Regions from separate parts of the Mus musculus genome. Here region 2 is linked to region 1. The links are chromatin loops, found by intact Hi-C in ENCODE. Cell type or tissue: left cerebral cortex. All regions are shown on one strand. Each heading gives the region's core, and the rest is flanking DNA. Links, peaks and the distances in the headings are about the cores only. Region 1 overlaps Pcdh15 (protocadherin 15). Region 2 has its middle 97 kb from the start of Pcdh15.

Region 1 (9,720 bases), core at 741-8,740:
CAAAGTATGTTTAACATGTAGCCAGCAGGGAGTGAGAGGATATATACTTCTCATAGGTGACATTGGGACACCATGCCCATGTGCCAAGTTAACCCTGAAGAACCACACAAATGGACCACAAAAATAACTGAGAAAATTTTTCTCAGAGTGTTTTATGTAAAGTTAAATTTTGTGGTGGGACACATTCAGAACCATTTCAGCTGTAGTTAGACTCTGGAATAATAGTTAAAATAATTAAATGATTCTATCCACCCATGGGAAGCAGCTATTGAATGTCAGTCAGGTTAAGCCACAGACACAAACAAAATCTGGAAACATTTCTCTTCTTCCTCTCCCTCTCCCTCTCCCTCTCCCTCTCCCTCTCCCTCTCCCTCTCCCTCTCCCTCTCCCTCTCCCTCTCCCTCTCCCTCTCCCTCTCCCTCCTCTCTCTCTACCCCTTCCTTTCCCTCTCTCTACCCCTTCCTTTCCCTCTACCCCTCTCCCCTCCACCTCCCCTTCCCTCCCTCTCCCTCTCCCTCTCTACCCCTTCCTCTCCCTCTACCCCTCTCCCCTCCACCTCCCCTTCCCTCCCTCTCCCTCTCCCTCTCTACCCCTTCCTCTCCCTCTACCCCTCTCCCCTCCACCTCCCCTTCCCTCCCACTCACTCTCCCCTCCCCTCCCTCCCTCCCTCTCTCTCTCTCTCTCTCTCTCTCTCTCTCTCTCTCTCTCTCTCTCTCTCTCTCTCTCTCTCACACACACACACACTTTCAAAGATAGCTTGTTCTGTTTAATGACAACTAGTTCTGGTTTTGTTGTATATGAGATTCATAAAATTAAGTTATAAAACTTTATTGTTTAGAGAAGTATAATTTTAATTAGATATTTTATTTGATTTCATACCAAATGTCTCCCACCCGAGATTTGCCCTCCCAGAGTTCTCCACCCTATTCTCCTTCCCTCTGAGATGGTACCCTCAGGCATCCCCCTTCCCTGAAGCATTAAGTCTTTCCCACTGAAGCCAGACAGAGCAATTCTCTGCTATGTATGTCTCCATGGATGTCAGATCATCTCATGTATACTCTTTGGTTGGTGACTTCGTTTCTGGGAGCTTCCAGGGATCCAGGTTATTTAACACTGTTGGTTTTCTTACAGGGTTATCTTCAGCGATTAGAAAAGCATCATTTTCTGATAATATGGTAGTATTATCTTAGCCTCCATTCTGATGGAAATATCATAGAAATGCTTCAGTATCATACTTTTATAAGAACAATTTTTCCATAAATGTGATTTTTCAGAAGTTATAAAGTCTGTATGCATCCCTATCCAGTAGTAACTTCTTAAATCCATATGGTTCACTCTACAAAATCAGAAATGAAAAGAGGGACACACAGCAAACACCTTGGAAACACAGAGAATTCTAAGGACCTACTTTAAAAGACTGCACTCTACAAAATTAGAAAAGATAAAAGAAATGGATAGTTTCCTCAATAGGTTCCACTTATCAAAGTTAAATCAAGATCAAATAAAAACTTTGAATAGACTTCTAACCCACAGAAAAGAATTTAAAAAATGGGCCCAGTATTATTAACTTGAAACTAATTATTTATGTATCCTTAGTTTACTTAAACCCAGAATCCTCAGAATCCCCATTGATGACCCTCCTCACTTTTAATCGCTCTGTTTCTTCTTTCATACTGAGACTAGAGGAACTTTTGCTTCCTTTTGATGATCTTGAGAAAGATTGGTCAGACAACCATCCAATCCAATAGATAAAGGTGATATAGATGTTTACAATATTGAAAATACATAGCAATAAATGTTTATTATATATATTCTGTAGCTGAATATATATCACATGGTAATGTCTAACATTTATAACCATTTGTCAAATGTTTCATAAATATATGCGTATATTTATATTAGTAAAGAGTAAGCTGAACATATGAAGCCCATGAAGCTCCTAACATATCAGTGTATATTTCCTGAAATATACAGCCTGCACATATGTTATTTGTACAGGAAATTACACTAGCTCCAGTCTATCTGTTTGTCGCAAGCTCAGTGACAGAGTAAACGAGTGCTTCCTCTCTCCCATTCTTTTATTCATGGCATCTGTGGCTTGGGAGAGGCCCATCACACTGAGCAGCATAATTGATACTCATTATTGCTCTACTGTTCCAATGATAAACTCACACAGAAAAACTTCGCATACATATGCAGAATAATATTTAGCCAAATATGTGCTCTCCCTGTAGCCATGAGAGTATATAAAAAAGAAAAATCAGTCCTGAAAAATGAACCAAATCTATGCTATACAAATGCAAGAGATTAATCATAACACTGAGGATTTGTTGATTAGATGGCAGGCATCCCTAACTCGCAAGAGTAACAATAAAATGTGCAGCATATTGCCTCCTGCTGAGCAGATTTCCTTGATATTAATTGTCATGAGATGTCTGTCTAATGCCATGGTTCAGACAAACTATATTGATAACTGGAAAGCAGTTGTGTGTTAGTCTGACAGCCTGACATAAACTCTTGTTTGGCTAGATAATGTTGCCTTGTTGATGATGCTCATCTCTTAGCAAAGACACAGTACCCTCTATGTTTGATAACATCTTGTCATTAAGGTACAGGACAACTCAGATCTTTCCAGTATGGGAAACACATAAAGAAATGGGAGAGGCATGGTTGCAGAAGCAGGAGATTGTCTAGTCCTCATATTGAGTCTCTGGGGAAGAGGGAGAAGCCTTAAAGCCAGACCCAGTGACCCACATCCTCCCTAGAGGGTCCACCTTCTAAATGTCCCACAGTGTTACCAAACAGCACCACTAGCCAAGACCAACATGTATGGGGAAATTTTTCACATTTAAACCACAATTCAATTGTTACCTATTAATTGCAAGATGAAACACATATTACTTACATATATTTGCATATAATGTATACTTATTCCAAGATACTGCTAATCTTATTATATCATAAAAATTGTATTGTAAAGAAAATATAGCAAATGAAAAAGGCTTGTTGCAATACACTTAGCAGTAATGCCACTGGGTAAGGCTGTCTTGCTCAGTTTTATGTTTCTTTACCAGTTTCAGTAATCCAAAGATGTTTTGTTTTAATAGAATGTTCTTACATATAATCCCCACCGTGACATCAATTTAAAAGCATATGTTGCGCTGGGCTCCTATTCCTTGGAACCATTTCTGTGTGTTGGGAGTTTCGCAGTGGCATTTTTATTAAGTTGATATTATTGATTTTTTCCTTTTGCTTTTTGCATTTGTTTTATTGCAAGTGGACACTTCCAGCATGCTGTGCCTTTGTGACTAAAAAGGATATTGGTATCAAAATTGTTTTTTGCAGTCTCTGTTGTAATATGCTGAAGCAAGGCAGCAGTTTTGAAAAGTTCTTTAAAGTCACTGTGTTCGTACCACGGTTTGCTTGCAGAAACAAAACCAACTGGAATGACATATTTTAAGAGGCACCATGAAAGAAAATTCTAACACCAGTACTATATGGGATTATAGAATCTCAGAAGCCACTGAGACACCCATTCTGGTGAAAACTTCGCATACATTTGATTTTTAATATTTTCATCTTAATGTTAGGAAACTAGGAAAAAAGTTGAATTGAAATGAACAGAAAGGGAGAGATATATTAAGAAAAACAATCTTCACTCCAGTTATGTGTTACCTGTTCAAGTTCTTACTAAGTTCTTCTTGTGGACAAGGATCAGTAACAGTTATCCAGCCTCAGCAGTCAACAGAAAGACCTGTTTTATCATATCCCTCCTCTAGAGAAGTCACTTTGAAGCAAAGCCTAAACTTGGTTTTATTTCATAGGTAGGTCATCGTTCTGATATTTGTACTGACACTAAAAGATCAAGGCTTTGTACTAAAGCATACATTTGAAATATAGCATAAATATCATAAATGAGTGAATTGTGTTATTTACTTCCATGATATTTCTAAAGTCAAGTCCTAAAGGTTATCAATACATCGGTGGGGCTAAATCTCTCAAGCCATCCCCTCTGTAGGATGGAGGAACTGAACACTCTCACATATGGTAGTCTAGCTTATTCCCCCTTATTAGTTTTGATAGTATGAACTGAGTTATACATTGCACATTCCTTTTAGGTCAGAGCTTCCTGTTTCAGCGTTATGCTTTTGGTCTGCATCGATCCTATAGTCATGTGATGTGCAGTAGTATGAAGGTAATTCACCTTAAACTTGACTGCTGTACTGAGGATGAAGAGGAGTATTTGTGTTCTCAGCAATTATTCTACCATAGTGCTTATCTACATCTCACGACCATTGACAGTTGTTCAGCTATTTTCTTTTAAAACTTATCTACTATGTTATTATATGTAGCATGAGGGTACATATGTGCATATTCTTGTTTATTAAGTGCTAAATAATTTTAAGTGGAAAATCCAAGTCACAGTATATGCATGACTCTCTTCCAAGGAAATATTTTCATAGTGATTATGAAAATTAGTTTCTACTGCAGAACAACAGCATTCACTGTGCTCCACCTCCTGGACAAACTTGGTATTTTTATGACTTCTCATTTGGGCCCAAGCTGGTAAATGTGTAGACTTGATTTAATGACATTTTCATAAATATTTCCTGTTGCTACTTGAAAATAAGAGGTTTTAAGGACTACCATCACAGTTTTGATAACCATCCAATCCAAGGGTCTGCCATTCTCTATTGAGTTATGAATATTTTTATATATCCTGGGCACAAATTCTTTGTTGAATACATGTAACTCTGACTGTCTCCACCAATTTGTGAGTTGGCTTTTCACGAGGTGTTATTTTAAAACTGTTCCAATGTTATTTTTGTGACTTGTATGTCATTTTTCCCATTGAGTAAGTCATTAGTGATTACCATGTTGTGGGAATGGTATTTTATATTTCTCTTAGAATCTTATAACATACATTTTAGTGTATAATCTATTAAAATTTATTTTTAATATTTACTAGGAAGAATGACTATATATTGATTTTTTCTATGAGAATTTATGATGGACCCAGCACTTTTTGCATAATTTAATTAGATTCTCATTACTCTGACATACTCTATTACGGGTCATCTCTGTGAGGCTGTTTCTTCTATATTTTACTCTGAAGTAAGTGGACACTGAAGTAAATGTCTCCAAATGAAATCTTGAATTCTTCAAGAGTCTGTCTGCCTTACTTCTGACTTAGCTCCTTGTCTTCTAATTCTGACCCTATGAACTTTCATTCAAGGTTTTGTTTGTTTGTTTGTTTTTAATCAGGCTCTGAATTTCCTTATCTGACATAGATTGGGAAAGAAATGATACCATACCTTATGGAATCAACAAATGTATTTATGTGTTGTTTAACAAGCAATTGAAGTATAGATCCAAACAATCCCTTCTAAACCTCAATCCAACTTTAACATTTGTAGGAAGAATGTTGAGTTTCAAAGGATCTATGTGAAAAGCCAGGGTTCCATCTTTCCAAGTTTTACATCTAAACCTTTGGTTTGTGTTTTGTAGAGGAAGTATTTGTTTTTCCTCTTCTGAAGAAACACACACACATATACACACACACATACACACACACACACACACAGAGGAAGAGACACATACACATGCAAATACACTCTTTGATGTATGTGATGTATGTCATAATGTTTCCCCATTCATTTCTGGTAATTAGGTCCCACCTTTTTTTTTTTTTTTTTTGGTTAGTTGGGTGGAGGGTCTGTCAATCTTGCTCATCTTCTCCAAGAACCAGTTCTTAGTCTTGTTGGTTTTCTTTGTTTCAATTTCATGAATTAGGCCTGGAATTTTTTTGTTTCTTGCCATCTGATGGGCTTTGGTTTGATTCCTTTTTGTTTCTCAAATTCCTGTGCTGCAACATTGAGTCATTTATTTGTGCTCTGTCTGATTTTTTTAGTGTAGAAATTTAGAGCTATAAATTTTCCTCTTAAAACTACTGCTAACATATTACAGGGGTATAATTATTACTGTGGTTGCATGTTCAGTCCCATTTAGTTTCAGGAATGTTTTTATTTCTTTCTTGATTTCTTCTCTGATTTAGTAACATGATGTTTCTCCTCTACACATACTTAAGGGGCTTTTGCATGGTATTGATTTTTTTTAAGTTTTATTGTAGAATGTTTGGGCAGTACATATAGAAATATTTCTGGTTTTCTCTATTTTCTATGTGTGTTTTCTGTCTCAGGGTTTGGTCTATTTTAGAGAAACGACCATGTGCTGCTAAGTAGATTGTGTATTCTTTGGTGTTAGCTAGGGTGTTCTGTAGCTATATGTTAGGTACATTTGATATAAGATGCCATTGAATTCTGAGGTTTCTCTGTATGTTTTGTCCACGTGACATATCTCTTTGAGAAAGCAGCCCATTGAAACCAGCAAGTGTTGTTGAGTGTCTGTTAATCTGTGTCTTTAATTCCATTACTATGCTTCTTAGGAGATCGGATACACTTCTGAACATTTGTGTTATTTCTGCAATTTGACCCGAGCTCAAGAACTTCTTTTGGGACAGGTGTATTTCTAATGTACTAATTTGGATTTTCTTAGATTAACTCAGTGCATGAGATGAGGAATCTAAACTACACTATATGAAGCTAGTGCATGAGCTGTTTAGCTGCTCCAGGAAAAGATGGCTTCCACTCCAGGGGTCCAGAGCTATGTCTGTGGGTGCAGAGACAAAAGAGGCAAAGAGAGGGGTGGGAGAGGAAACAAGTGTCTCTCATCAGTCAACTACAGCTCAATGACCACTGATCTGGAACCTGTTGTGTGTGGAGATGATCACAGATGGGGCAACATGGAAGAGGATAGAGGACAATGGGAAAGGGAGAATTAGACTGAGAAGGCAGAGCAGACTCAAGAACAAGGATGATTCAGGGGGTCCTTGTCTGGAACTGGGCTTCTGAGTTTGCAGATCAAGGTGGGATGGAGGAGCAGGGGTGCCAGAAGGAAGAAGTGACTTACCAGGCAAATGATGCCCAAATGAAGAGGGTCTGGAATTAGGCTCCTGTCTTCACAGATGGTGGTGGGCTGGGGGAGGGACAGGGGAGGGAAGGTACTACTTACTCAGGAAAGGTGACTTATGCATACAGAGGACTGTGCAGCCTCATACTCTGCTGTCTTATACATGCTCTCATTCTACATGCAATTGTCTTTACAGTTCACTGACCATGACTTTTTTTTCACACTTTATGATGATTTGTTGATGGTTTTGTTGTTTAAAATGTCCATAAAGTGTTGTGATCATACGCCTCCCAGCATCCCCCATCAAAATAAGACAGAACGGGGCTCATCGAGAAAATATGGATGTCACATCTGCTTCATCCAGGCATAGCTTGTGTTGCTACCATGTTAGCAAATCAAAGCTCCACATTAAATTTCTTTGTAGAGAAGCACATAAGAAAGATTTTATATTGGCTAGCTGAATGGAAATGTGTGAGCAGAGGCTTACAGCCTGCTCCTATATTCCTTGGGGGATTCAAAGTTGTTGTTCATTAATTCAGCATTCATGGAAATTTTATGCAACCTAAGAACCACATATAGAAATACAACTTTACGAAAATATAAATCAAACAGCAAACACAATTATTCTCTGGGGGAAATCAAGGGAGATAAGTGAAGGCAAATATTCTCTTTGAGACTCTTGTTAAAAATCAATTTAGGCTGGTAAAAGGAGATCACACACATCACATAATAAATAGAATAAGTAATATTGTATTTATTCTTAGTGCTTCTTACTGTTCATTAAATAAGGTGATGACTTAATGTATTAGTCAGAGTTCTCCCAAGTCACAGAACTTATGAAATGTATCTATGTATTGAGGGAATATATTGTGATGACTTACAGTCTGTAATCCAACTAATCCAACAACAGTTAGCTGTGAATGGGAAGTCCAAGAGTCTGGTAGTTGCTCAGTTCCACAAGGGTAGTTTTTTCAGCTGGTCTTCTGTAGAAGTAGGTTACAACAGATGTGCTGGCAAATAAATATAAGCAGGGCAAGAAGAGTAAATCTTCTTTCTTCCAATGTCCTTATGTAGGCTCCAGCAGAAGGTGTGGCCCAGATTAAAGGTATGTACCACCACTCCTGGATCTGAGACTTGCTTTATCCCAGGCTGACCTTGAACTCAGAGATCTACTTGTCTCAGTCTCCTGGGATTAAAGTCCTATAATACCTTGCCTTTGGCTAAGCTTTTCATAGCCACTATACCTCAAGATCTCCATGTCAAGGTCCAGGTCAGAAGCCTGTGTCTTCTAGCCTCAAGATCTTGATCACAGGTGTACCCTCTATTTCTGGATTGTATTTCATTTCAGATATAGTCAAGTTGACCACCAGGATTAGCCGTTACACTTAATATTTCAGAAAAAAATAACTTTACAAGTCAAAACAAAGTCTTTCATCACCTCAACCAGAGAAACAATGGTATTTTAATTAAATAAATATGTATTAACCAAATTATACCTATTGAGTCACTCCTGCCTTTACGTACATGAAACTACTACATAGCATTTCAACCAGCCTAAACTTGTCTGTCTCTTGAGGCATTTATTATTTATTTATGTCAGAAAACTTTTCACTGTTGAATCTTTGTAAACTGTTTTGCTTTCTGGGCAGTGATTTCCTATAGCTTTTGTTTTTCAGTTAATCTGTATAGTTTATGACCCTTTGACTAACTGTGTACATGATTTGTGGGAAAAGATATGAATGACATAAATAAGCGGTACGTTCAGGCATCTGTCCAGGCTGGTCTTGTTGTATATAGGGCCCTTCAAAAACCAAATTGAAATGTGACATATTGAACCATAAAGTGATACAGAACATTCTTATCTGTGTAGAAGAGGTGCCCCAAACTACTATTACCACACAGGAAAGTATAGAATATACAAGAGCAGGGAATCTTGAGGGTTACAGACCATCAACAGACTCAGGAGTCTACAAAGTAGCAGCATTTGTGCCTCAGAAAGGAGTGCTCACAAAAGGATATGGCACATGTGCACAGGCATGCATAAAGACATACAAACGAGCATATTCCTAGTACAGACATATACGATGGATATATGCTTACACACACACACACTACAAACCTAGGCATGGAGGTACAAATATTCGAGAATATTTCTGGTGGGAATAAACACAAAGAAATTAAGTATTTAAGTCTACCTATCTTACATTTGTCTTGGTGTGCATATGAGCATATATGTCTGTCTGTCTGTCTGTCTGTCTCTCTCTCTCTCTCTCTCTCTCTCTCTCTGTGTGTGTGTGTGTGTGTGTGTGTGCATGCACAAGTAAATGTATCTGTGAAGGCCTGAGACTGGAATCTGCAACGGTCTTGGATTGTTCTCTACCATATTCTTCAAGGCAGACTCTCTTAATCAAACCCAGATAGCACCTAGACTGTTCCTCTAGTCAGCTTGTTATTGAGATCCCCTCTTCTTCTTTCCAGGACTGGAATTACAGCTCACTGCCAAACTACAGGGCATTTACCTGGACTTTGGGTACCCAGAACCCAGTGCTCTTGCTTGAGTGGCAAGCCCTTTAATGATTGAATCACCTCACTTGCTTTAAAGTCTATGATTTTTTTTTTCCATTTTGGATCCTCCTGCCTTATTTGTTTAGTGCAAATATAGCTCTCCTATCAGTATCAAACACATCAGACTGTAATATTTGTCAGACAGTTCTGTCACCAGCAGATCATAAAGAACTGCACTATTGCACG
Region 2 (9,720 bases), core at 1,234-9,233, 480 kb before region 1:
AGGTGTGAGACAAGGCACTGCCTGATGATGACATCACCCTCATTTGCATATCTCCCTTCTTTTAAGAGTTTGTTGACTGTTCAGTCTCTCTGACTTTTCTCCTCACACATATGGTATGCTGACAGACACCAAGCTTTTCTTGCTCCCTACTCTCAGTCACAGGTCACAGGTATTAAATCTTACACAAACTTCTGGATCTGAATTGTACAGACTGAGTTTCATTCATGCAAATCTTGGGGAAACCAGAGCATTCTCAGCAACCTGACTCAAATACAGCTGACTCCCAGGCCCAGATAGAAGCCTTATTCCTTATAAGCTAAAAATCTGTTGTTAGTTCTGAGAGCAAGCGTCCCTTTGAAATGCATTCCAATGTGATGTCCTAAGTGGATTAGGAAAAATGGTCCAGTACCCAGTAGCACGGTGAGAAGCTTACAATTTTCAATCACTGTTTGAATATTCTGAAATGTTAGGATTGTATTTCTTTATACTGTGGGGTGTCAATCTCAAACTGTGTCTTTCTAATAATCAGTAGCTCCCTTCAGACACTGCTTTTCCCAATCTGCTTTCCTCTTTGCCTCTTCATCCTTTTCCTAGGAGGCAATGTTTTCAAAGTATCCATACACAATTCAACAAAAATTAAATTGGGTTTTATCCAGGTAAGATATCCTGTCGTATGTTTTGTTGTTGTTGTTTGTTTGTATTTTTGTTGTTGCTGTTGTTGTTTTTGGTTTGTTTGTTTTTTTTTTTTTCCAGAGAAATGGGACAGTTGTAGGTACATACTGGTTGCAGATGCACTAGTATAGTTGTAAACTGCAAAAGCAGCTAGGCAGGTATGTCAAGCTAGCCATAGTATACTATATGATGGCAGGGAGTATACAGATATTTTCAGGTTAATCACAAAGGTATCCGCCATTGTTGGCTGACTCCTACTTATCTAAGGGGTCTCTTTGAATGTTCTAATCTTCTTTCAAATTCTAAAGAGTCTGTGAAAGTCAGACATGCTATCTGAGGGAGGTTTTCTTCCAATAAACATTTAACAGCCAGCCCAACACTTCCTTCTACTCTTCTCTCCAGCTTTATATTAATCAGTAAAATTCCACATTAGGTTCACTTTACTTTTTCATTCAGAGATTTTGCATTATTGTAAAACTCATTGTATTTTATATTTTATTTAATATTTGTGCTTTGCTACTGTTTTGACTTTGGCCATCCACATAAATGTTTAGCACAGTCACATACCTTATAGTTCTTGGATATTTCTGGCATGCTACTGAGTCTATTATGGTATTTAAGTGTGTTCAGCCATGAGATGGCTTTCTTTCTTGTTTTGTACTCATTGAAAGTTTGTATCATATCTCAAACTCATGGGCCCATGGGCAATGCAGTTTTACTTTTGAAATTCTCTGCTAAAAGAGACCATTATAATTATATTTAAAATCAAAGTGGTCTCTTACTGACAAGCCTGGAGTCTGCCTTCAGTGCTAAGTGTAATGTTGAATATATGGGCCTTTCTTAGATTTTATGTATTCTCTCAGGCAAAAGAAGTTTAGAAAGTGAAATGTTTTTACAAGGAACGTTTCCATTTTTAACCGATCATTTAATAAAGACATAAATATTCTATGACCTTTGAATAATGACCTTTACTTCAAGGTACTGACTACTTTGAACCTAGAGTAGAATATGCTCTGACCTTCCCTATAGATATGCCTTGAAATTTTAGGATGTTCATCTTTTTAGTAAATATAGAATGTTATTGGTTATCACTTTCTATTTTAAATATAGTAAGGAGGCAGGAGAGATGGCTCAGTGGTTAAGAGCACTTGCTGCTGTTGCAGGGGACCTGGGTTCATTTCCTGGCACTGACATTAGGTAGTTTAAAGCTGCTTGTAACTCCAGTTCCTGGGGATACAAGGCCCTCTTCTGATCTCTGTGAGCATATGCATGCACATGGTGTATAGACATACTCATGCATGCATACAGTATTAAATTAAATAAGTAAAATCATTTTAAAATCATAAGTATTCACTCCATACATTTAATTTATCGAAACATTATCTAATCTAATTTGTCTCATTTGCCTCCTGAAATTACCAGTACAATTTTCTATGTATGGCCCTTCATGTTGATAGGTAATGAACAATTTCAGAATTCTTCTCAATTTAGCCATCATTACATTAATGGCAACCTGAACATACTAGTGTGTAGTGAGTTATTGCTCCCAGATTAGATAAATCACTGTGCTGGTTAGTTTTTCTCTACTTGATAGAAAACTAGATATGCCTGGGAAAAGAGAGTCACCATTGCCTCCATCACACTGGACGTGGGCATGTCTGTGGGGTATTTTCTTGATTGATGTGTGACAACTGACTCAGACTACAAAGAGTCATACCACACCTGGCAGATGGGCCTGGGCTATATATGTAAGTTATATGTAATGTATATGTATATGTATATGTACATGTAAGCCAGCTAAGTAGAGCAATCCAGTAAGCAACACTCCTCCATGGCCTCTTCTTCAGCTTTTGCCTATAAGTTCTTTGAGTTCTTGCCCTGGCTTCCCTTGATAGTGATATATACCTTGTAAGATGGTACAAACCTTTCGCTCCCCAAGTTGTATTGGGTAACGGTAGTCTATCACAGCAATAGAAGCTCTGATTAAGGCACTCACCATCCTATAGACTCCAGCCCAACAAGCACATTTTGTTCTCCATGTATGAAGAAAGTATAGTTGCACCTGGGCAGGATAACTGTTGCTGCACAGACATCTGTCTACACCAAGGATCATTACCCTCCAGGTTTATTTTCCCGACAATTAACTGTTGTAATATTAAAAATATGGGAGGTATCAAATTTTGAGAGTCATCAATTCTTCAACGAGTCAGGTCACTGGTGCATGTTACATGCAACTGGAGTATTTTTCCAATATAGATGGATGCTAATATATAGGGCTCTGTGAGGTAAATCATCACCAGTAACACAGCTTATAAAGTCATCTCATGGAACATTTAACAAGACAGGCCATGTTGGAATTGTAGCTCAGGATGCAATTAAAAGGATTCAAATCAGTGTAATAATCAAAGAAAACGAGGCTATCAATTTGAGAGTTGGGAGGATGGGAAGGGTTGGAGAGGAGAGGACATGACAGGCTTTGTGAGGGGGTGGTGAGGAAAGGTAAGGAGGAAAGTGACATGATAATATTTTAATTAAAAATGTAAAACCATTAAATAAAAATAGATGAAATGAATTCAAATCAGACTAGAATGTAAGTGCTATTGTGTCCAAATCATACCTATTGAGTGTTTGGGCAATCTCTTAAGGTGCAGTGATAAATAGAGCCTGTAGTTTTTCTAGAAAGACATGAAAAAGTACTTAACCCAGGCAGGTATGTCATGAAAACAGAAACCTGGAAAGATGTTCAGCAACATCAAGGGAAACAGCTTTCATCCATCTGGAGATTCCACGGAGTAAAGCGACTGTCTTGGTTCCTTAAGACCATCAACACAGCCCATCTCATGAAAGAGATGAGAGCATTTGACCTGAGTGATCAAATGCAAGGACTTCACCTATGAGGTTTAGAGGTTGAGCAGAATTAAATTTGATCCAGCGTTGTAAATGAGACTTGTTGCCCACTGACTGTCTGCTTGGCTCACTCCCACGAATCGGGAAATGCTTGTGGCTACCTCTACCTCTGCATTCTTTATTTCGCAGGACCTTGAGAATTGTGCTAACAGTACTGCATTCTAAACAAGCACATGTGAAGCAAAGGGCAACACCCATGGAAGGAGTTAGAGAGACAAAGTTTGGAGCTGTGACAAAAGGATGGACCATCTAGAGACTGCCATATCTAGGGATCCACCCCATAATCAGCTTCCAAATGCTGACACCATTGCATACACTAGCAAAATTTTGCTGAAAGGACCCAGATATAGCTGTCTCCTGAGAGACTATGCCGGGGCCTAGCAAACACAGAAGTGGATGATCACAGTCAGCTATTGGATGGATCACAGGGCTCCCAATGGAGGAACTAGAGAAAGTACCCAAGGAGCTAAAGGAACCTGCAACCCTAGAAGTGGAACAACAATATGAACTAACTAGTACCCCTGAGCTCTTGACTCTAGCTACATATGTATCAAAAGATGGCCTAGTCTGCCATCACTGGAAAGAGAGGCCCATTGGACACACAAACTTTATATGCCCCAGTACAGGGGAACGCCAGGGCCATAAAGGAGGAGTGGGTGGGTAGGGAAGTCGGGGTGAGGGTATGGGGGACTTTTTGGATAGCATTGGAAATGTAATTGAGGAAAATACGTAATAAAAAAAAAACCAGAAATGGTTTTATTCTTTAAAGATTTACTTTTACTTACTTGTGTGGCTATTCGTACATGTATACAGGTACCTTCAGAGACCAGAAAAGGATGTTTGATCCCTAGACACTGGAATTATAGACAACCATGTGCAGCCTGATATGAGCATTTGGAACTGGTTTCCAGACCCTTGCAAGAACAGTATCTTTTCTTAAATGCTAGACCATTTTTCCAGCTTTAAAATAGATCAGGCATGTAAGAGTCTTGCTTGTGAGGTGTATATATTTATGATCTTTTTTTGACACATTTATTTTGTGTGTGTGTATTTTTCTGCATGGGGGTGGGGTGGGCTCCTCTGCGTCAAGCCATTCATGCAGAGGTGAGAGGACAACGTCTGGACATCAGTTCGCACCTCCCACCTGTTTGAAGCAGGGGTCCTCTTCTTGTTTTAGTCACGATACAGCTTATTCCAGGATATGTGTAAAGATTCTCCTGTCAACACAGACCATCTGCTTGTAGAAGTTCTAGGATTACAATCATAGCTAGATTTTTGCCTGAGCTTGAGATAAAATCCCGAGGGTATACCTACTCTTGCAGTGACTTGAGGTGCCAGGGAAATTGGTACCCAGAAGGGACTTCCCACTACCCAGAGGTGAAGAGAGGGGAGGGGGAAATGTGAGGGGGGACTGGGAGGAGAGTAGGGACTTCAATCAGGATATAAAATGAATAAATTAATTAATTAGGGAAAAATTCAGAGCATCAGGCTTGTATTGCTAGTACTGCAATCTACTGTGACATCTCCATAGCCCCTATTTTATCAACTTAAGTATATAAGCTAAAATCACATATTGGTGTACACACAACATATATAGTTTATAGCCAATAATTTTTTATTCCTTTAAAATATTGACAGGTTCTTATTGTCCATAAAGATCTGTATTAGTGAAGTGAAGATAATGCAGGAAAAAAAAGAGAAGTTTCATTTGCTGTAGTTAGTTTACCACAAGGCACATGGATCACTGCCATAAATAACAAAAAACTTATATCATTCTTTGGAAGTCTTTTCCAGTATAAAAGTCTAAAACCATGAGTTTGATATTTTTCTTAAGTCAACTTCTGCTTATTGAGGAAGGTCTTCCTTTGCTCAGGTTAAAGACCAGCTTAAAGACGTATCCATGCGAAAAAAAAGAGTTTCATTATGTGTGTGTGTGTGTGTGTGTGTGTGTGTGTGTGTGTGTGTGTGTGTGTGTGTATGCACAGTATCCCTCTGTGAAGGGAGAGACACGACACTGGGTTGCGATTCTTGTTGACTTTTTCATTTACAGCATTCATAATCGTTCCATTTAGCTTTTAGATTACCTGTCTGGTAATCATAATATCAAAGACCAAGCTACATAATGTGTGTCATTGAACTGCAATTTTGAACGTAATTTCACATTAAATTTAACTAGAAGGGAGGAAGGAAAAGAGAGAGGAGGTTGATTATGGGTATGTATGTGTTCACTTGCCGACTATGTTTATTCAAAGTGACTTATCTCAGTCCAGCCTGTTGGAAATGTATGATTGGCACACTCCCAACTATGTAATCATATATGTATAGCTGAAGTGGCCAAAGGTAAACCACAGAAAAACTCTCATTTTATTAACACAACATTATCATTTGTTTAGTTCTTTTTGTCCATAGGAGCTGATTCATTGGGAGGGGAAACACTCAGATATTTCATTTACCCTCCAGAAACCTTATTGCCAAATGTGTTAGGTGGAGTAGTGAGGTGTCAAATATTCCTTGAGGAAAAAAAAAACATGGTATTCATGTTAAGGTGACATATGTGACAAACACAATCATATATAATGCTATGGCAGTCTGTAGTTGCTTTTAAATTGTGTTATTGGTCTGTGAATTATCTTTGTTGTTAGTTCTATGGGAAAGAACCTGAAATGATCTTTTCTATTATTTCTCTGGCTCTTTTCCACAGTTTATTTTTTTCCTTCACAGTTCTGTTTTTATCTTGAAATCTGCTTGCTATCAAAACTCGTAAAAATACTAGAAACCTTTTTGTTCTTCTTGTGCAGCACTGTAGGCAGACAGCTTGTTTCCTTGCTGATGTCAATGGGTTCTTCTAGAATGATTTAGATGTGGTAGGGTTACATTATAGGAAGCTTTTTAAAGCTTATTTTCAAGGCAAACTTCTTAAAGTTCTTCAAATTGTCTGTATCAAGATTTCAGTGATCCCAGGGTAAAGCAATTAAACTCAAATATTTAGTCTATCCCCTTCGTAAAGGACCTAAAAATATGTGCTATTCTAAGGACAGGATAGCTACTAATCTAGCACATTCAACTGCTGTGAGCCCAGCAATCATATTTTTTGACTTATCAATGTAACCGTTTAATGCTCTTGGTTATTCTTTTACTTATCATGTCAATAATAATTTGCAACAAAGCTTTGAATAAAATAATCAGTGCATGCTTTTAAAGGGTTGATCTTGTAAGGAAGAGAATCAACAAATACATATATGTAATTACTAGAAATATTAGAGCAAATAAGGAAAGCAAATAGAGAATAATTATATATAAAATTGAAGAAGCAATCCTTCATTTTAAACCAAACATAATTGAACCATGGATCATTTTGCTATACTTAAGAACAGTGCAATAAAAAGTAAAATAACACAATTTATATGCAAATGATATGATTTGGCTTTCACCCTCAGATCAACAAAGTCCTATTTGTTTCAAAGTTATATTACACTGGAAAACTGTTGCATTTAAGAAAGTGAAAATACTTACATTACCCATGCCCTTACATCCTGTGGTCCTATAAACTCATTAAAGCCCGATTCCCTCTCAAAATCATTTGAGGTGTGAAGTGTTAAAGGTCAGACCAGACACTGACTCAAGCTGTGGAAGAACTTGTATTCTTTAGACTCTAAACTTCAAGGATCGAATATGTCAGAGAAATGTCCGATGGGCACCATGTATGTCCGCAAGTAGCATGTGTACAATGCATTAATGACACATTATGTCCTCCTCTTAATTATAAGGTCAAATATGGAATAGTATGTTTATTTATCATCTACTTTTTTCTTCTATTGTTTTCATTAGTAGCTTTTGTTTTGAGATTACAATCAAAATGGTTATGTGGAGCAGTTCACTGACCTCCCATCTAAATTGCTTAATATTCTAAGACAGATAAATCAATACACACACACACACACATACACACACACACACTCAAAATTTTTCATGCCCTCAGAATATATTGCCAACTGTTGTGCTTTCCTCTGAAGTTGGAGGATCCAAAGTTCAAGCTATGGACATAGTAAGGAACCTGGCCTGAGTTGAGTGTGAAGTTGTACCATTGCTATTACCCAGAAAATGTCTCCTAATGTTGCCTCACTTTAATCCAAGAAAAGGATTCAGATCCCCTTTCTCAAGCAAAAAATTAAACTCAGAAATCAATACAAAACAAACTCTTCTAGCAAGGACTACATCTTTCTTATGATCTAGATTTATTCAATCATTACACAACAAAACTACATTCCTACTTTAATTTTGATTATATATTTTAAGATTCATCACTACTATTTTATTGACTGAGATATGAAGAAAGTTATGGGTAAGAAAAATCCTTGAAACTTATGCTTCTTGTGTATGCTATTGTATTTTAATATTATTACCTTCCAATTTTGTAATCAGTGATGAATTTCCATGGAATGTTAGTGATGAAGTCTCTCAAAGACACTCAATCCCCACGTTCATAATCTTTTATCCCAAATGGCTTTTTTTCCTAGGTGACTATATAATGACATATAAATATATGGAGGCAAATGCCTCTGAGAAAGTTGTCTTTACTGCAAGATCTCCCCTGACATCCAAGTACAAAGTTTAAATTGAAGACACTTTCATCCCTTTCAAATTGTTCAAAGAGGCTTTTTTTTTAATTTAAATTATATCTCAGAGTATTTGGGCTAAAATTTAAGACTATATGCATTTGGATTATTCAACCAATAAAGAGAGTTGGTAGAAATGTATTCTCAGATTCCTCTTCTTTAGAATAGTAACGAAATAAAAATGATTGAAGTTTTGAAATTGGTTTTGCTTTCATTGAGAAATAATACGTTAAGATACATATTTATTGAAAAAACTTTTAATCAAAAGGAGCTTAAAAACTTTTAAAGGGCATGGTTTGGTTTAGCAGTATAAGCCAGGATTTATTCAAAGTGCACCTGTTGACTTCAGCTATTCCTGGATAAGGTTTAGATGATAATAAGATCAGCCCATATCATGTTGTGAGACACTGTTTCTGGATAGCCCTGAACAAACACCTACTCACCCTCGTTGGCTAGTGTCCTTGCAGAGAGCTCATCTCAGACGAGAAAGCCTCTTCCAGGAAGTACTGCTGGTCTCTGCTTCTTCAAGACAATCCCGCTAGTCTAAGAGTGTAGCTCAGCAATCTTACTGTTTAAATATGCTTAGAGAGGGAACGACCTAGTAAATCTGGTGAACTTCATGGACTTCCTGGACCCATTAAGTTGTTTGCTTCCTGAGCTTAAGGAGTTTCAGTGTGGGTTGGACTGTTTCACTTCCTCCTAGAATGACCTCTTGTTTCACTTCACTTTCAACATCTTTTCTTGTTTTTAATCTCCTCTTTGACATCCTATGCCTGAAGGAGTTTACCTCTAAGATGGAAGGTTTTAATATAGAAGCAGCTGCTGTATAGAGGTCCAGAATGCAGAAACACTTGAAATGAGACCCACAGCACCAACTTGGGAAGTAAAGATATCCTGCTGAGAAAATCTCCCTGAATCATCATTTGACCACTGGGATTCTGTGGATTCTTTCCCACCTCACCAAAAGCAAATTACAAAATAACAAATGACAAATGACAAAGTCAAATTGTTCTGGAAGCCTTCAGTCCAGCCCTATGTAATGGATGGATAACAATGGGCTTCAAACTCACTTTGCATCCCTCAGCTCCCCTAGAACTAACTGCTAAGCGTGCAGCGTCAGGAGAGCACTGGATTATATGCATTTGCTCAATGCAATGGTTCTATCAGCTCTTGGGAATTTTAATTTAAAATTTAAAAGAAGCAGAAAACAACAAAAAACAGCCTATACATATGAATTGCTTAAAATCATTTCCATCAGTTTTCTTTTGAAATTTAATGTTATTAAAAGTTTTCAAAACGCAAAGATAACATTTCATAAGGAAGATGACTCTGAATTTATAGCTTGTTTAGGGGAATGTCTTACCATTTGAGTGGCAGGCACAAATTAAATTTTCTTTTTTCTCTCTGCTTTCTTGGGGCTCTAATGATCTCTCTCTCTGTGTCTCTGTCTCTGTCTCTGTCTCCGTCTCTGTCTCTCTGCCTGTCTGTCTCTCTCTCTCTCTCTCTCTCTCTCTCTCTCTCTCTC

The links. Peaks named below come from ENCODE experiments on the same cell type or tissue, not always from the same donor. Only the 100,000 strongest peaks of a DNase experiment are listed, where the experiment ranks them.
Region 2: a loop joins it to region 1, with 2.4 times the contacts of the local background. A loop is called at or near these places in 2 of 42 quality-filtered maps.

The regions. Positions count from the first base shown.
Region 1 is chr10:74,199,352-74,209,071 of GRCm38, forward strand. The region is part of intron 6 of Pcdh15 (protocadherin 15); the gene reads left to right. Among named protein-coding and RNA genes, the nearest start is that of Gm40691, 67 kb to the left of the region's middle. In left cerebral cortex, for the core only: a CTCF peak has its summit at 4,524 (motif pointing left); a DNase peak (open chromatin) is centred at 4,539.
Region 2 is chr10:73,720,186-73,729,905 of GRCm38, forward strand. It overlaps a transcript of Pcdh15 not described here. Among named protein-coding and RNA genes, the nearest start is that of Pcdh15, 97 kb to the right of the region's middle. In left cerebral cortex, for the core only: no CTCF peak of the experiment used is centred there; a DNase peak (open chromatin) is centred at 4,768.